Regions from separate parts of the Homo sapiens genome. Here region 2 is linked to region 1. The links are chromatin loops, found by intact Hi-C in ENCODE. Cell type or tissue: GM12878. All regions are shown on one strand.

Evidence for each region. A loop is a pair of places that touch in the nucleus more often than their neighbours do. Peaks named below come from ENCODE experiments on the same cell type or tissue, not always from the same donor. Only the 100,000 strongest peaks of a DNase experiment are listed, where the experiment ranks them.
Region 2: a loop joins it to region 1, with 4 times the contacts of the local background. A loop is called at or near these places in 94 of 110 quality-filtered maps.

The regions. Positions count from the first base shown.
Region 1 is chr6:116,006,808-116,014,807 of GRCh38, reverse strand. All of the region lies in intron 1 of FRK (fyn related Src family tyrosine kinase), which reads left to right. Among named protein-coding and RNA genes, the nearest start is that of FRK, 50 kb to the left of the region's middle. RefSeq lists an enhancer at 5,725-6,004. In GM12878, a CTCF peak has its summit at 3,825 (motif pointing left); DNase peaks (open chromatin) are centred at 3,117, 3,806 and 5,687; H3K4me3 peaks cover 277 bases; H3K27ac peaks cover 3,131 bases.
Region 2 is chr6:116,086,444-116,094,443 of GRCh38, reverse strand. It overlaps a transcript of FRK not described here. Among named protein-coding and RNA genes, the nearest start is that of NT5DC1, 10 kb to the left of the region's middle. RefSeq lists a silencer at 3,053-3,298 and enhancers at 3,908-4,117, 5,491-5,660, 6,718-6,767, 6,778-6,957. In GM12878, no CTCF peak of the experiment used is centred here; DNase peaks (open chromatin) are centred at 4,053 and 6,633; H3K4me3 peaks cover 764 bases; H3K27ac peaks cover 4,857 bases.

The DNA.
Region 1 (8,000 bases):
CCCTCCACATCTCCATCTCATATTTGTTTGTGAAACAATTTTTAAAGAACAAGTCACATTTTTTCCCTCATATTGCTGGTGAGCTCAGGGCTTAAAACTCCTTTTGTGTTAAATATTAAATGGAGTATCTTAAAACTCTCCTTTGTAGTTTTCAAATTTACCAAAGATCTACTTCTTCCATGGAGTTAGTTTCCACATGGAATTATCTGTAAACATCAAAGGCCCATATTTCTTGGGTTTTTTTTTTTTCCCTGACCACTGCTGTTCATTAAACCAATCTGCTCACAAATACCTTTTTGGTTTCTTCACTTGTGCACATACCCTTGTCTTTCATTTTTTTAGATTTCTGTATCTCTTTCAAATCCTTTCAAAGTATATTTTTTTAAAAGAACACTTCCATCCTCCTTATAGCCTATGGTTAATTTCCTACTACACACTGTTGATGATTAAATGATTTTTAAATTCCTGTTTCATCACTTTCTTTTTTGATTTGTTACTTAAAGTGGTCTTTTATCTCTCCCTTGATACTCTAAGATTTTCAAAGGAAAAGTTATATACCCTTCTTTTGCTTTATCTTTTCTCCATATTGTTAGTATAAAATTAATGTTTCTAATGTATTTCAGCACATAGAAAATGATATGATTAGTACCTTGTAGGTAATGAAGTTAAGATACCTTCAAGATGTTTACAATATTTTATTTGAGATAAGAGATTTAATGAAGCTCAGTGACATCATAGTGCATCACTGAGTGTTAAAATGATAAGCCCCAGGGCTGAAGCTTAGACATAAGCCTCTAGTTTTGCTGGTGTCTTTTCTGATGGTGTGTGTGTGTGCTATAGCAGTCATAAAATATTTTGAATATCACCTCTAGTATAGGAAAAGGGAAGAAAGATGCTCCCTCTTTTTTACTTTTTGCAAGAGAAACCTGGATCCAGGGAATACAGAGCAGGCTGCACTTGACATTATTGACCCTTCTTGAATGGTTTACACACAATGACTACTAGCTGACTAAACTCAAATTTGGTATTTGAGTTGGGACTTGAGTTTGGTCTTTGGTCTTTGGGACTGTCATTTCTGAAATTAGTGTCCTGTATAACCATATAGTGTCCCATGTAAGAAGTATAGTACTGCCCCAAAGCTTATTCGTATAGAGAATAGGAATGAACATTTGTGGTATTTTATAAAATAAGGCATTTTCCTAGGCATCATAAGATCAAGTGCATTTACTTTCTTTGGATGTGACAAAGATAGAAATTAATGATTAAAGCTTTCAACTCTAACCCATCCATATTCTTCTAGTTTCTGGGACAAACATTATCACAAATGTTGTACAAAATCAAAGCAGATGCATTAAAATTTACATTTTTATTTCAGGCTTGATGATTGGAAATGTCATTATATAGGCACACATTTTGTTTTTTATTTTAAAAGAGAAATCAATATTAGCTGTCTTTTCCTCTTCCCCAAATAGAGGATAGTTTTGAAACAAAAAAAGTGCCCTGAGATTGAATATTTATATGAACTTTGTTGTATTCTTTGTAAACTTCTTGTGAGGAATTGCATACTTTTGATTACCAGACTCAGGGAAGTGGATTCAGACTATAACAAGATTCTTTTATAAATAGTCACCTCCCCCAGTGAAGAAAGCACAAATGAGTTCACCTGACTTCCCCTCTAAAGAAATTCCTTCAAAATTTCTCATTTATGATGACTATAAAGGTGAATAACAGCAACAAAAAAGCTTTATCAAATGACCCAAGCAAAGGATTTCTATGTGACTGCAAGTCCTACCTCTGATACTTAATTTGACATTGTCACTTTATCACAAATTTTTTACATGTGTACAGCCCTGATATGCTTGTGTTTTAAAGGACAGAAAAATCAATTTCATTTTTGATCTTTACATTCACATGAAAGTGTTCTCTTTGGGGGAAAAGAGAGAGGTCAGATTGAAATCTGTGGTCTAAGGCCAATTAACATTAGAAACTGTGTTGCAACTGGTCCATAGCAGATAAGCCTTCTCCCATAAACACTTTATACTGCAAGCTATGTGGCAAGCTCAAATAAAAGATTACACAAAAACACAGGCATTATCTAAAGTTCAATGTTCAGTATAAACCAGAAGACTATATAAAATGCCCAAATTGAAGTACAATGTATTAATGTTTCATCAACAAGTATTTATTTAACAGCTCCACAGGGCATGTGGCCAGTGCTTCATGCCACAGATATGTGAAGTTATCAGACTCTGTCCTTATGCTGGGGAGGTCTGTAGCTTCAAGTGTAAACAAAGAATAATCTAAACAAGAATTTAAAATGCATCGCTAGCTTTTGTATGCTACATATCAAAACAGAGGAGTAGTCACTGAATACTGTAGGAATTCTGAGCAGTCAAGTTTTAGTATTGCCAGTATAAGTAGTGATAGCAGTGTGAATTTAGCTAGAACAGAGGGCTGATATAGGGAGGATAAAGTTGAAGAAGTGGCTTGTGTCCAGATGGTGGAAGGCCTGAATTTCCAGGTTAATAGAGGTTTTACTCCATAAGCAAAATACCCCTTATTTATGTGTATGTGGGGAGATGATAAATCTAGTGGTGGTGGTGTGAGCAAGGGGGAGAGTCTGAGATAAATGCATGTAAAGCTTGTAGCAACAGTGCCTGCCTCCTTTTATGTGATCAGTAAATATAAATTGTTAATGTTAAAGAGAACAGGCAGTAAAATATTTCCATAATCCAAGAGGCGATGTTGAATTAGACAAGGGTTATGGTGAGGGAAATGGAAAGGAAGGAATGAATAACAAAATAATTGCGAGCATTATTTTTTTTCTTTGTCCTTATCATTCCATGTGAGTGGGAAAGAGTAGCAGGGCTAACTTCCTGGGAACCAAGGGGATACTGAGCCGAAGAAGGTTTTGTGGAAAGGGAGGGAAATAATTACCTTGACAGGAAGAACTCTCACAGAGATTTTCTTCATAGTGTTGTGGAAACACAGGTAGATGCAGGTGAGTCATACCGAACCATAATAGTTCAAGGGGCATGAATCAAGCCTTTCATTTAGATACCATAAATGACTAAATGTGGTTATGAGTGTGCCCTGCAAATTGAAGGTGTTTTGCCAATGTGGGTGACAGCGATGCCTGCCAAGTCACATTCATGAGGACAATAGGTGTTTTACCCATTATAACATGTGTAACTGTGATGAAAACATGAAAGACACTGCTAACCCTGAGCTCCCACAGGGAAATCATCCTAGCTTACTTTCCCTATGACTGGTTAGGCCAAGTTGATCGACCCAGTTTCCTTTCTGCATTTTCTGGAAGGATGTTTTTTTTTTTTCCTGGAACTAGTCTTAAGAGTTTATTTTTTTAGGATCTGTCTATAGTACTTGAAGGCTGACTGCCTTGGTCTTAAGGAGACATTATAAAAAGAAGTCATATGTTAACTTTTGTAAATCCTAGCCATCAGTTGCTGGGCATGAGTTTTCTCTTTAAAAAGTGTAAGAGGCAATTATCTTCATCTGATAAGAATTATGAGTTACCTAGGAACCTAGTTTGTACACGTCAGTGAGGCACAATAAGATTCTATTAGATGAAATGACAAAACCTTAATTGAGGTAACACATCTATTTACATGTTGATTTCCCTAAATTTTGATTAATATTTAAGATATTTATCTTATGTAAATGTTGATATTCATTTATACTGCAATTTTTTTTTTTAAGGCTCACTGCCTTTTTCATAAAATAAAGCACGTCCAGTTAATCACAGGACAGCTCTCCTTTCCCTTTTTGGATTAGTAAAATGGCCTACTGCCACCTGGTGGCAGCATGTCCTAGTCCAGAACAGCAGGCAGGACAGAAGAGTCACTTGGGATGAAACTGTTAATACAAACAAAGAAATAAGGTCATGCTCACATATTCACTCGTGTCCCAGCATGACCTCAAATCCAACATGCCTAAAACAAAATTGATAATATCTGCCTTCAATTAATTATCTTAAAATCTCTACTATTTATTGAGCATGAATGTGTCGAGACATAAAGCACTTTACATGCAGCATTCTTCTTAATCTTGAAACAAGGCTATAAGGAAATTATTATTATTCTCACTTACAAATGAGGAGATTGAGGCATAGAGAGGTTAAATAACTTCCTAATGAGATGCTGTCACTCTTAACTGTTATTATACTCTGCCTTCTGACATGTTGCAGGACATATTGTCCTTTAGTCATTCAGATTTGAAATCCTGGTGTCACATCGTCTCTTCCATCTGTTTCGCTGCTCATTCATAATCACTTGTTTTATATTCCTTTGGGATTTTTTCCTGTATCTATCAATTCTAAGTGCCAAAGTTTCTAGTCCAGACCTTTACAACATGTAAATTTTTGTAGCATGTTCCTGATTGACCTCTTTTAATTTTTTATATTTAAATACATTTTAAAGTAATCTACAACTACATGTTATTATAAACATCCAAATTATAGAGAAGAATGCAGAGTAAAAAGTGAAACTCCTCTGTCATTACTTTCATATTCTCTCACTAATCTCCAGGAAAGTAAGCACATATAATTTTTAGTTTGTGAATTTTTTTTTTTTTCGAGACAGAATCTCACTCTGTTGCCCAGGCGATGGCATGATCTCGGCTCACTGCAACCTCCGCCTCCTTGGTTCAAGCGATTCTCCTGCCTCAGCCTCCCGAGTAGCTGGGACTACAGGTGCCCACCACGCCTGGCTATTTTTGTATTTTTAGTAGAGATGGGGTTTCACCGTGTTAGCCAGGATGGTCTTGATCTCCTGACCTTGTGATCCACCCACCTCGGCCTCCCAAAGTGCTGGGATTACAGGAGTGAGCCACCATGCCCGGCCAGTTTGTTGATTTTTTAAAATATAAATAAACCTATAACACTCCTAATATTTGTAATTTACCCTTTTTTATACAACAATGTCCTGCAGACACATTTTATACAACAATGTCCTGCAGACACAGAAAATAACACAATCTTTCTGTGTTAATGTTACAGAATTTACATACGGTAGACACTTGATAATTTACATAATTATAGACTTAAATTACATACTATTTTCATCTAAAACAGAAATTATATTTTTTGTTTGTTTTTATCAAATTGAAGCATTTGTTTCTTCCAGCATTTCTTTTCATATCATGAGTTTAATCTTCTTCTTGGTTATTGTTAATAAAGATATCTTTCATGGCATGGTATGTCAATAAAGATTATTTTTTAAAATATCAATAAACTGTGTGTGTGTGAGTAGTTGTGGTATTATTTTACTGGATACTTTTTTGCATGTAAGTGCCAAACTCAAACATTCTCAGCTGCCTTGTACAAATTTCTAATTGGTTTACTATTTTTATACATCAGTAGTTCTCAAATTTAATGTACATTAGATTCAGCTGGGGGACTTAATAAACCCCAGATTGTTGGGCCCACCCCCAGAGTTTATGATTTGGTAGGTATGAAGTGAAACCCAAGAATTTCCATTTCTAACAAGTATTAGCCTAAAGCTGTCTCCTTGCATATTTTAAGTTCAGCTTAAAGGTTTCTCCGTGCATAGTAAACTATAACCTTACTGGATGTATGAACAGACAGTAACCTACTCTTGTGCCAATCACTGAGTTTGGCCAATCAAAGGGGGCCAACTCTTCAAACCTTGTTCAAAATAAGGCAAACATCAAGCTGTAACCAGTCCGGCTGTTTCTGTCTCTCACTTCTGTTTTTTTTTGTTAGTCACTTTCCTTTTGCTGTCCATAAATCTTCCACCAAGTGGCTGCACTGGACTCTCTGAGCATACTCTGGCTTGGGAGGCTGCCTAATTTGTGAATCATTCTTTGCTCAATTAAACTCTGTTACATTTGATTTGTCTAAGGTTTTTCTTTTAACACAAGTTTTCATGTGATGCGATGCTCCTGATCTAGGGACCACACTTGGAGGATCACTGATCCGTATGACTCTCTTGTGATGCTTTATACTCCTAGGATATCTTGATCCCTTCTCAGCACTCTCTGTCTACTGCACGTAAGAACTGTAGCTTAAAGAGAGAGCTGAAAATGGCTGTGGTGGACATCCGGGCCTGGGGTGTGTGCCCTTCCAGAATGGGGCCAGCAGAGGCTCTAAAAGGCAGACTTGATCAGAATGACAGTCCTGCCAATGGTTCAAACCTCAAATTAAGAAACAGTTTTCACACATGCAAAGGGTAGAACAAGCTATTGTTTATCCATCAGTCTCCACAGCAGCACTTGCCCTAGAGACTGCAGTCCACAGCAATTGCATCACCTTTGAGTATGAAGGACGATGTTATAAATGCCACTACATGCAGAAAACATTTTTAAACTTATATTCTTCACTTCCTGATCAGAGCTCAGCTAAGTAAAATTCTAGGAATTAAGTGAATTGATGCATTCAGTCAAATATTATATTTATTTCATTGTTACTATGGATTCAATTCTAGTGTGATTTGCTTTGTAAAGTAATTGTACCAATCTATTATACAAAAGTCCAAAATTGTTGAAACAAAGGAGGATTAAAAAAATTTGCTATAGGGTTTTTCTACAAATGTAGTAAAATTGCTTTATCTTTAACCATTTGATTTATAAAAACTGCCTGCTTATATATATATTGGACAGAGGAAACACATCATTTATAGACTTGATTAGCCAAAATACAAATGTAACATATGTACATAAAACTTATGTAATGGAGTATTTAGTTTTGAGAATGATATATAGGAGACATAATAATAATTCTGGAGAACTTAATCTGCTAGATACATTGTAATTCTTGTAAAGGCTTACATATTTATATTTTGTTTAAACCTTTTATTTTTATTTTTGCACCATCATCCCTTCATTTTTTTCAAATAAAAACATACTTAGAAGTAAATTATATATTTTCTAAATACATGCATTAAAATTTATGTGCCCCAACTTTCAAATGCTGTATTGTTTCTGAACATATATGCATTACTGTCACCTCTAGAAAGTTATTGAAACCATTAAATTGCCTGGATGGTTGAAGATTAGAAACATTATAGTGTATTAATAGGACAATGCCATTCTGAGTGATCTTTGGAGTATGATACTTTATATACTAATTCAGCTTTACAACCTGAAGGTAGAAACCAATTATATGGGACAAAAACCGCTTTGGTATATTATTTCTTATCTAAGACACTGTTAAAATGCTCAAATTTTACTAGTTTAAAATAAGAAATGAGGACCAAAATACATGGTGTTCTTTATCCTAAATTCCCTTTGCCTGGTGCAAAAATAATGGTTCATATTTTATCTGAGTGTTCCCAACTCATCCTCTTCACATTACACTTCAAGGTACTGTGGCATGCGAAATAGAAGTTTGGCTCAATTTCAGACTCAACCATCACCTCTCCATGCGGTCTCAAGTTAATAAACTTCCCTGGGCCTGAGTTTCCTCATCTGTAAACTAAGAGCATGTGAGAGTGCTCATAAAACATTATTTGAAAAGACTGGAGAGCAAGCATGAGTGAGTAGTGTCCATTGAAGGGTTTGTCCCAATAACTCACTGGAGAGTGTTCATGCCTTTCAGTCTGTGAGCTAGCAAAGATGGAGAGCAATGAACTAATGAAAGAGATATTTAGATGAATATGTTGCTTAAACATTTTAGTGTTGATGCATAATCAATGCACTTTGAATCAGGAAAATGCATTGAGTTGATTAAGATATTTCATCCATATTGCTTCTTTGCTTGAAATATTTCTGTGAAAAAGTATTGCCAGTTCTGGAAATAGAGTTAAAAGAATGCTTGAGTACTTTATTAGCTTTCACTAAACATGCATGTATTCATAAAAATTAGGTACAGTTTTCTAACGTGTTTTCTTAAACTTTATACAAATGCTACTACAATGGTATATATCATTCTTTTCATTCTTTAACTTACTCTAATCCTTGAACAATTTATTTTTAAAAATTTAATTTATTTTATGAGAGATGGAATCTTTCTATGTCACCCA
Region 2 (8,000 bases), 80 kb before region 1:
CGTCCCAGGATTCCTTGGATGGTAATGGACCTTGAGGCAGCTGTCCGGGACAGGACACTGAGAAAGCCACGCCAGTGTCCAGGAGGAAGTCAATTTTCTGGCCCTTAATGGTTAAATGTACCCGGGGCTCAGTGAGGGTTATGACATGAGCTGGCGCTTGCCCCGGGCACCCTCAGTCCTGTTATTGGATCATCTTGTTGGGGGATTCTGGTCCAGAGAACCTTTGTCCCCTGGGGCAGTGCACCTTCCAGTGATTGCCTCGGCATAGTGGACATGAGCGAGGGGGCAGCTTGTTTCTTGTTGGACAGTATTTTTAAGGTATCCTTGAAAACCACACTTGTAACAAGCCCTACTGGGTGACTGGCCTGCTTCATTTTCTGTCCTTTCTGAAACACCAAGGTTTGTTTGTCTGAGGGCCATGACTAAGGCTGCGGCCTTTCTCTTATCTTGCTTTTCCTTTTCAGCCTGTTCCTTTTGGTCCCTATTATAGAACACTGAGGTTGCCAGGTTTAATAATGCCTCCAGATTTTGTTCAGGGCCCAGGGCTCACTTTAGCTTTCTCCTGATATCTGTGGCTGATTGGGTAATAAACTTATTTTTTAGGATCAATTGAACCTCAAGTGAGTCAGGTGACAGGGGAGTGTATTTTCTTAAGGCCTCCCATAGCCACTTGAGGAAGGCAGGATTTTCTTCCTTTCCCTGAGTTATGGTGGACATCATTGCATAATTCATTTTTCCTAATTCTCCTTAGTCCTTCTAGAACACAGGTCAACAAATGTTTGCAACTCCAGTCCCCATGATCTGAGTCAAGGTCCCAGTGGGGATCCATACTGGGGATGGCTTGCTGACCAGTAGGGAATTTGTCCCTTTCTTCAGCTGTCATTCTGTCATTTACTTGACTAAGATACCAGGTATCTCCAAACTCTCGGACTGCAGCTAAAGCATTCTTTTCATTAAAGGCCAGGGTTTGATCTAACAATAGCATGACATCTTTCCAAGTGAGATCAAAGGTTTGCCCTAGACCCTGTAGGACATCTATGTACCTATCAGGATCATCTGAAAACTTCCCCAGGTCTACCTTGATCTGCTTTAAATCAGAGAGGGAGAAGGGGACATGTACCTGGGTTGGGCCAAATTCCCCTCCCCCTACAGCTTGAAGGGGACATAACTGATAGCCCGGGGGTTTTTTTGGTCTCTTGGAGATTTCTTTGCTTATTTCCTTCTGGGCAGGGGAGATTGGAGGAGGCTTATCATTAATAGGAAGGGGAGCTATAGGGAGGCTAGGCTATGGGGGTAAGCTGAGAGGTCCTCCTGTGGGATGTAAATTGCAAGCTTTGCATAGTTGTGGATTCACCTTCAATGAAAAGAAAGCTTGGACATAAGGTATTTCACTCCGTTTGCCTTCCCTCTTACAGCAAAGGTCAAGCTGCAGGATAGTATTGTTATTTATACCTCCCTCAGGTGGCCATTTTTCCCTATCAGAGAGAGAATATTGGGACCAGGCAATAGTGCAGAAAAAAATGAGCTGCCTCTTTTTCAGGGTTTGTGGGTCAAATTGGTCCCAATGGCTTAGGATGCATTTCAAGGATGAGCCTGTTGATGACTGAGTGTTTCCCATGTGAAAGAAAAATCTGCCCATGATTTTGGTTTGTTTGTTTTCCTGCTGCTACCCAAGAACTCGCAACGGTCCCCAGACCCTGCTGATCGGAATAGTTGCACTCACCGACGCAGCAGCAGAAACCCTTCTTGCTCAAGAACCCACAACGGTCCCTGGACCCTGTTGATCAGAATAGTTGTGCTCACTGACGCAGCAGCAGAAACACTAGTTTTCCTCCTACACCACAGGGAGGACCGAGGAAGGTCGGATTTAGTGGCCCTTACTGATGCTTTCTTGAAAACCTGCACCTTTGCCTGTCCTCCTAGACCACAAAGAGGACCGAGAAAAATTGGATTTAGTGGCTCTTACCGATGCATTCTCAAAAACCTGTTAGAGTCCTAAGCATTCTCCTGTTAGTATTGGGACCTTACCACTGTCCTATAAAGATGTTATGCCCCAAAAATGAAGTGGAGGGCCATACCCTGAGGGAGGGAAGGGATCTCCAGGGTTGGAAGAGTGACGCCTTTTGTCCTACTTCTCATCATATGGATAGGAAGGATATCATTTCTGAGACTCCCCATATCCTAGCTTCAGGAATAGCTTTTGTTAGGCCTTCTAGTCTGAGGGGAGATCCTAAAATTCCAGATAGTCCCCACCCGACAGGGCTTTGGGCAAAAATTATGCCTCTGATTGGTAAGCCCAGGTGCCTAAAGAAGGTAACAGAGTCCTGAAGTTTATACTAGAAATCATTCTTATAGGAGAAACTAGAAAAGCACCAGAGACAGGGAGTGGTTTTTAGAAGTGGGACTAGCCTCGGAGAATGGAGGTAAGAGGAAGCTTGTCTGACTGGCATTAGGACCCAAGAGGCGAGGGTCAGGCTAGATAGGATAGATGGGCAAGTTTCGCTTGGGTGACATGACTTTGAAAGTTCCACACATGGCTACAGGGTCAACCAACTTTTTGTCTGGACCCCAGAGCTGAATGGCTTTCCTCTCCGTCGACCCTCGGCTCAGCCCAGAAGTACAGGAAAAGTGGAAGCTGGTTCCAGGCAAACCAATGCTCCCAACTCCAAAGAGCCGGGGGTTGTCAGAGAGCCCTTTCCCAGAAACCCTGACACCCCTGTCTTCAGTCTGACGGCCACACTAGTCTCTTTTAACTGGCCAACAGTTGCCTGGTGTTTAGCCCCCGAATTCTAAGGAAAAATAGGACAGAATAGCAAGCGAAAGGGGTCCGATGGTACTCACTGCTTGGTGATAGGCAATAGTCCCTTCATGGTTGCCAAAATGTGTCTGGAGTTGGTTCCTTCCGGTGGGTTCTTGGTCTCACTGACTTCAAGAATGAAGCCTCGGACCTTCGCGGTGAGTGTTAGAGCTCTTAAAGGTGGCGCAGACCCAAAGAGCGAGCAGAAGCAAGATTTATTGTGAAGAGCGAAAGAACAAAGCTTCCACAGCATGGAAGGGGACCCAAGCAGGCTGCCGCTGCTGGCTGGGGTGGCCAGCTTTTATTCCCTTATTTGTCCCCACCCATGTCCTGCTGATTGGTCCATTTTACAGAGTGCTGATAGTGCATTTACAATCCTTTAGCTAGACACAGAGCTCTGATTGCTGTGTTTTTACAGAGTGCTGATTGGTGCATTTACAATCCTTTAGCTAGACACAGAGTGCTGATTGGTACATTTACAATCCTTTAGCTAGACACAAAAAATCTCCAAGTCCCCACATGACCCAGGAAGTCCAACTGGCTTCACCTCTCACTTTTGTAGGAAACTTCTTACAAAGATTGTGTCTAGATTTTAAAAAATGTTTAGAATATGAAATGAATTCCTCTTGGATAGATATTAAGTGGCAGGATTACAATTTTAAAAAAATCTCAAATGGTAGAGCAATGAAATGAAATTTAATTAAATGTTAAGTTTTGCTTTAAGGTTCAAATAATCAACTTTAATGATATATGATAGGGAATGTTGATTTGCCAGCAGCTGAGATGGAAATACAATATGGATAAACTCAAGGTAAGCTCAGCTAGTTCCAGGTTAAACTTAATGTCTCTTTGACTGTCACTTTATAATACCTCTCTTTGACTTTGGCTGTTCTTTTGGGGGTGTGGGGCTTCTAAATTGCAGAAGGGCTAACATACTATTGAGAGGTCTGGGGAGAGAATTTTGATCCTTGGTTAATGGCATCCATATGCATGGCTTTTCCTGGACTAGACCATCCCTGGTGATTTTAGGTTGCCTCTAGACACATTGTCTGTAACCACCACTGCTGTATAAACTTTAAAACACTTCAGTTACAGTGTTGTCTAAAACATGTTTAGTTTTGACTCAAACCATGCGGCCATTTCAGGCCTGCCTCTCCACACTCAGCCAACCTCTGTATTTATCTTGCAATCACAGGAAACCTTTGGTTTTGGAACCACAGAAAAAGAAGATGTATGTACTATGATGGGGGAAGGTGAGGTCACCACCTCAGACCCTGTCTCTAGATGTGACCCACTGTTCCTATTCTAATCACTGTCCCGTATCATCACATTACACCCTGCAAAGCTGTTTTCTCTCAGAATTCTAAATGCAAATCAGGACCTAGTTTTCTCTGCTTTGGGACCCCCAAACTCATGTTGGGGGTGCTGTTGTTTCCTGTGCAAGGGATTTAACCTTGCAGTGGAACAGAGTGTAGGACCCATGACACGACTCATTATCATGCTCTTCATCCTGTTTATCTGAGACTAACATTCACAGATAAAATACAAAATGCCCAATTAAATTTGAATGCCCCAAATTTTGTGGAACTTCTTAATGCTAAAAAATTATTTGTTTATCTGAAATTCAAATTTATCTGAAATTCAAATTTAAATTGATATTCTATATTTTTATTTGCTAAATCTGGCATTGTGAGACAGGGACTCAATATCCTTTTGCAACAAACTTTTTGGAAACATTTTTGTAATTAGTATTTTTTTTTTCCTTCAGAAGTAAAGTCAAATGTGCCTTGGGGTTTGTTATAGGCGGAAATGTGTCCGTCCAAAAGTCATATTTTAAAGCTCTAACCCTCAGTATTTCAGAATGTGATGATACTTGGTGATAGGGCCTTTGAAGAGGTGATTAAGTTAACATGAGGCTTTAAGGTGGGCCCAGATCCAATCTGTCTGTTGTCCTTATAAGAAGAGAAAATTAGACACATAAAGATACAGCAGAGATGCACAAACAAAGAGTGTGTGAGGACACAGTGAGAAAGAAAAGTCATGTGAAGCCACAGTGAGAAGGCAGCCGTCTACAAGACAAAACAGGCCTCAGAAGAAACCAAGCCTGCTGACACCTTGATCTTGGACTTCCAGCCTCCAGAACTGTAAGAAATACATGTCCGTTATTCAAGCCACCCAATCTGTGGCATATTGTTATGGCAGCCCTAGCAAACTAATACAGCATTCAAGACTATTTATTTACTATTAGAGTCTAGAGTTCATTTTGGGAAACAAAACTAAGAATTGTCTCTCTTTTCTGCTCTAGAAGATCTTCCTTTTAGGGCTGGGCTGAGAAAACTATTGCTGCTTTCTGAGTGGGGGGAAATTTGAAGCAAAGATATCTCAGTCAATATCTTAATGTTATGCAGCATGAGCAAAATCTATAAACAAAGATATAATGGAAGCATTTAAGCCAAGCCTTTTTATCTAGGGATTGGTGTCTCTGAGGGATTATGGGAAATTTGTGAGATAGTTTTGGAGTGTGGTCAGCATTTTGATGGTAATAGCAGTATAAATAATATGTAAGAAGACTGAAATGGTTCTTACACTCATGTCTGTCCTTTCCTCTTTTGCCTCATGTATTGATTCCAATTTTTCAAATATCTAGGTGAGTTAAATTTTTGATTATTTAAGGGTATGCCAAATATGAACATATTTCAGGAATCCCTTATAAACTGTGATCCAGTCAATGTGGGGCTCCCCATGGCTCAGTCTTAAGTGCATAACTTCTTTGTCTTCAGACCTCTTGGGCACCTTTCAGTCAGTTAACTCAGAAAGTGTTTACTTTCATGACTTAACTGACTGAAAGCATCCAAGGAGAGCTAATCATATTAAAAAACCAATCAATCATTCATTCATAAATTATTATTGAATTTGTCAGACATTGTCCCTGGCTTTGCTTGCTCTGAGCACCAGAATCACATCTGCAATATTAGCTAGACTTGAGAAATTGAACTACGACCATACATAAGAAGAAACCTTGAACCAGGGATGTTAGCAAGGTGCTAAATATTTTAGCTGAAAATGACATAGTACATATCACATACTCTGTAGTGTACAATTATATGTGTGTACATATGCAACAAAATATAAATGTTATTTGGTGAGATTATGACATTTGTTTTCAACTTCCTTGCCCTTAAGAAATCAGAGGAAATGTTTTTGGGGTAAGAGAATGCTCTTAGGTCAGGCTTTCTCTTCTTCCAGGGTTAGCTTGTTTTATAGTTCTTGTCCTATACCATTGTGCACTGAGGTATTGAGTTCTCATGTCTGTTTTTTTTATTACTATTTGCAGAAAATTTATAATTTCTCAAAAGTTACTTTACTGCATCTTTCTCATGGATGGGTTGCCCTAAAAGCAGAGCCTGTGACAAGGACTTGGCTGCAGGTGGTATGTTAGGAGATGATCCCAGGAATAAACAGTAAATTAATGGAGAGAGAGTAAGCCAGTAACAATACCAAAAAGCAACATCAAGATCACTGTTGTAGGCAACGGTGGTTCAATTCTGCTGGCATGTCCCATGAAACACAGAGGATACTTCCTGGAATTGTCCACTGGAAGGAGGAGAGGCTGAGTGTTTACCCGCTGGCTCCTGTTGTCATGATTGAGGGTTATCCACTCACCAACTTTCAGGCCGTGCTTGTACTTGGGCTCCTATGGCCTCAGAGAAGGCCCTTGGGCACAAAGGAGAAAGACCTTGCAGAGCTCTGTTGAGGTGGGTCATTGCTAGTGTGCTGTAAGTCTGTACTTACATGAAAATGAGCATGTATGAGCTGTGGTTGAAATCAAAAGTGGGCTAAGGGGATGTGAAACAGAGTACCAGTGCCATCTGCTACAGTGGCCATTCTTGTAAAAGCTCATTCACTTCAGTATAGTCCACAAAATTTATTCCAATCTATAAGAATTAGGCTGGGAATGGTGTCTCCATCTGTTGGCCAGTCTGTCTCTAACCCCCTGTTCCTTCTGTATCTTCTCTTTCTGTTCCATCTGTGGGCTACTCTGTATTCTCTGCCCCAAGGCAAAGTAATACAACTCAGTGGAAATTACCATAAATAGTTTAGTGCTTTCCAAACGTGTTCGTGTCATGACTCACATAGAAAATGGTGAAGTTTATTTAGCATGCTGGAACACACAGAAAAAGCTGGTCCAGTTAGGTGGGGCAGCTTAGGCTTTGGGGTTACTCTAGGGTGCAGAGGGCAGGGCTGATCAATATTGTAGCATAAATATAACCTGGTATGTGTTGGGTACATTGGTTGAAATATTTTATTGAATAAACTTCTATTTTTTTCTTTTTAAATGCTAGTAAACTCTTGGCTTCTTACTTCTCAGTTCAGTTTAGCAAATGTTTATTGAGAATATACTGCGTGCCAGGCACTATGGTAGCTACCATAAAAATATAGACAAAGTAAGTACCTTGCCTAGAGGGCCCTGCGGTTTAGAGAAAGAGATGGCACATAACCTGATAACTACAATAAAACAATGTGTATAAAATAAAGAGGAGACGTTATTTTGGCAATGCTTCTTTCATTCATGCTGCGCGCTCTGCTCAAAATATTTTTTCTCCCTTGATTTCCTGACTTCCATTCCCATGCAGGATATCTCCCACATTACCTTTAGAAACGACATCAAGTATTTTGTCTAGCTGCAGGAACCTGAAGTTATCTTTACATCTTTTTGTGGTATTATAACCTGTTTTCATGTCAGTCTTCTCCTCCAGCTCTAAGTTATTTCAGATGGGGACTTCGTCTTGTTCACTTTTGTGTCTCAGTGCCTAGCACACAACCTGGCACATAATATCCATTGAATGAATGAATGAATTCCCATTTATTCATTTTCATCTTTTCAGTTGTGAAGTTATCAATGGCTGCAAAGAAGCTTTTATTCAGAGGCCATAGGCACCCATATTTCACTGAAACTCTGAATCCCATGTCCTTAGTAATCAATTAATCACAGATTTAGAATAAAGATTTCAGTTGCTTGGAGCCAATTTCAGGAAATGTTCTGACAACCATTAATTTTTCGTTCTGTCAAATACTAGTATCAGTGCATGAGCTACTACTTTTAATTTGACCTTTGGTAGACCATTTCCCACACCAAGAACTGATGGGCAGACTATATAAATAATTACAGCATAAAGACAGCCTAAGCTAACATTTTAGGAAA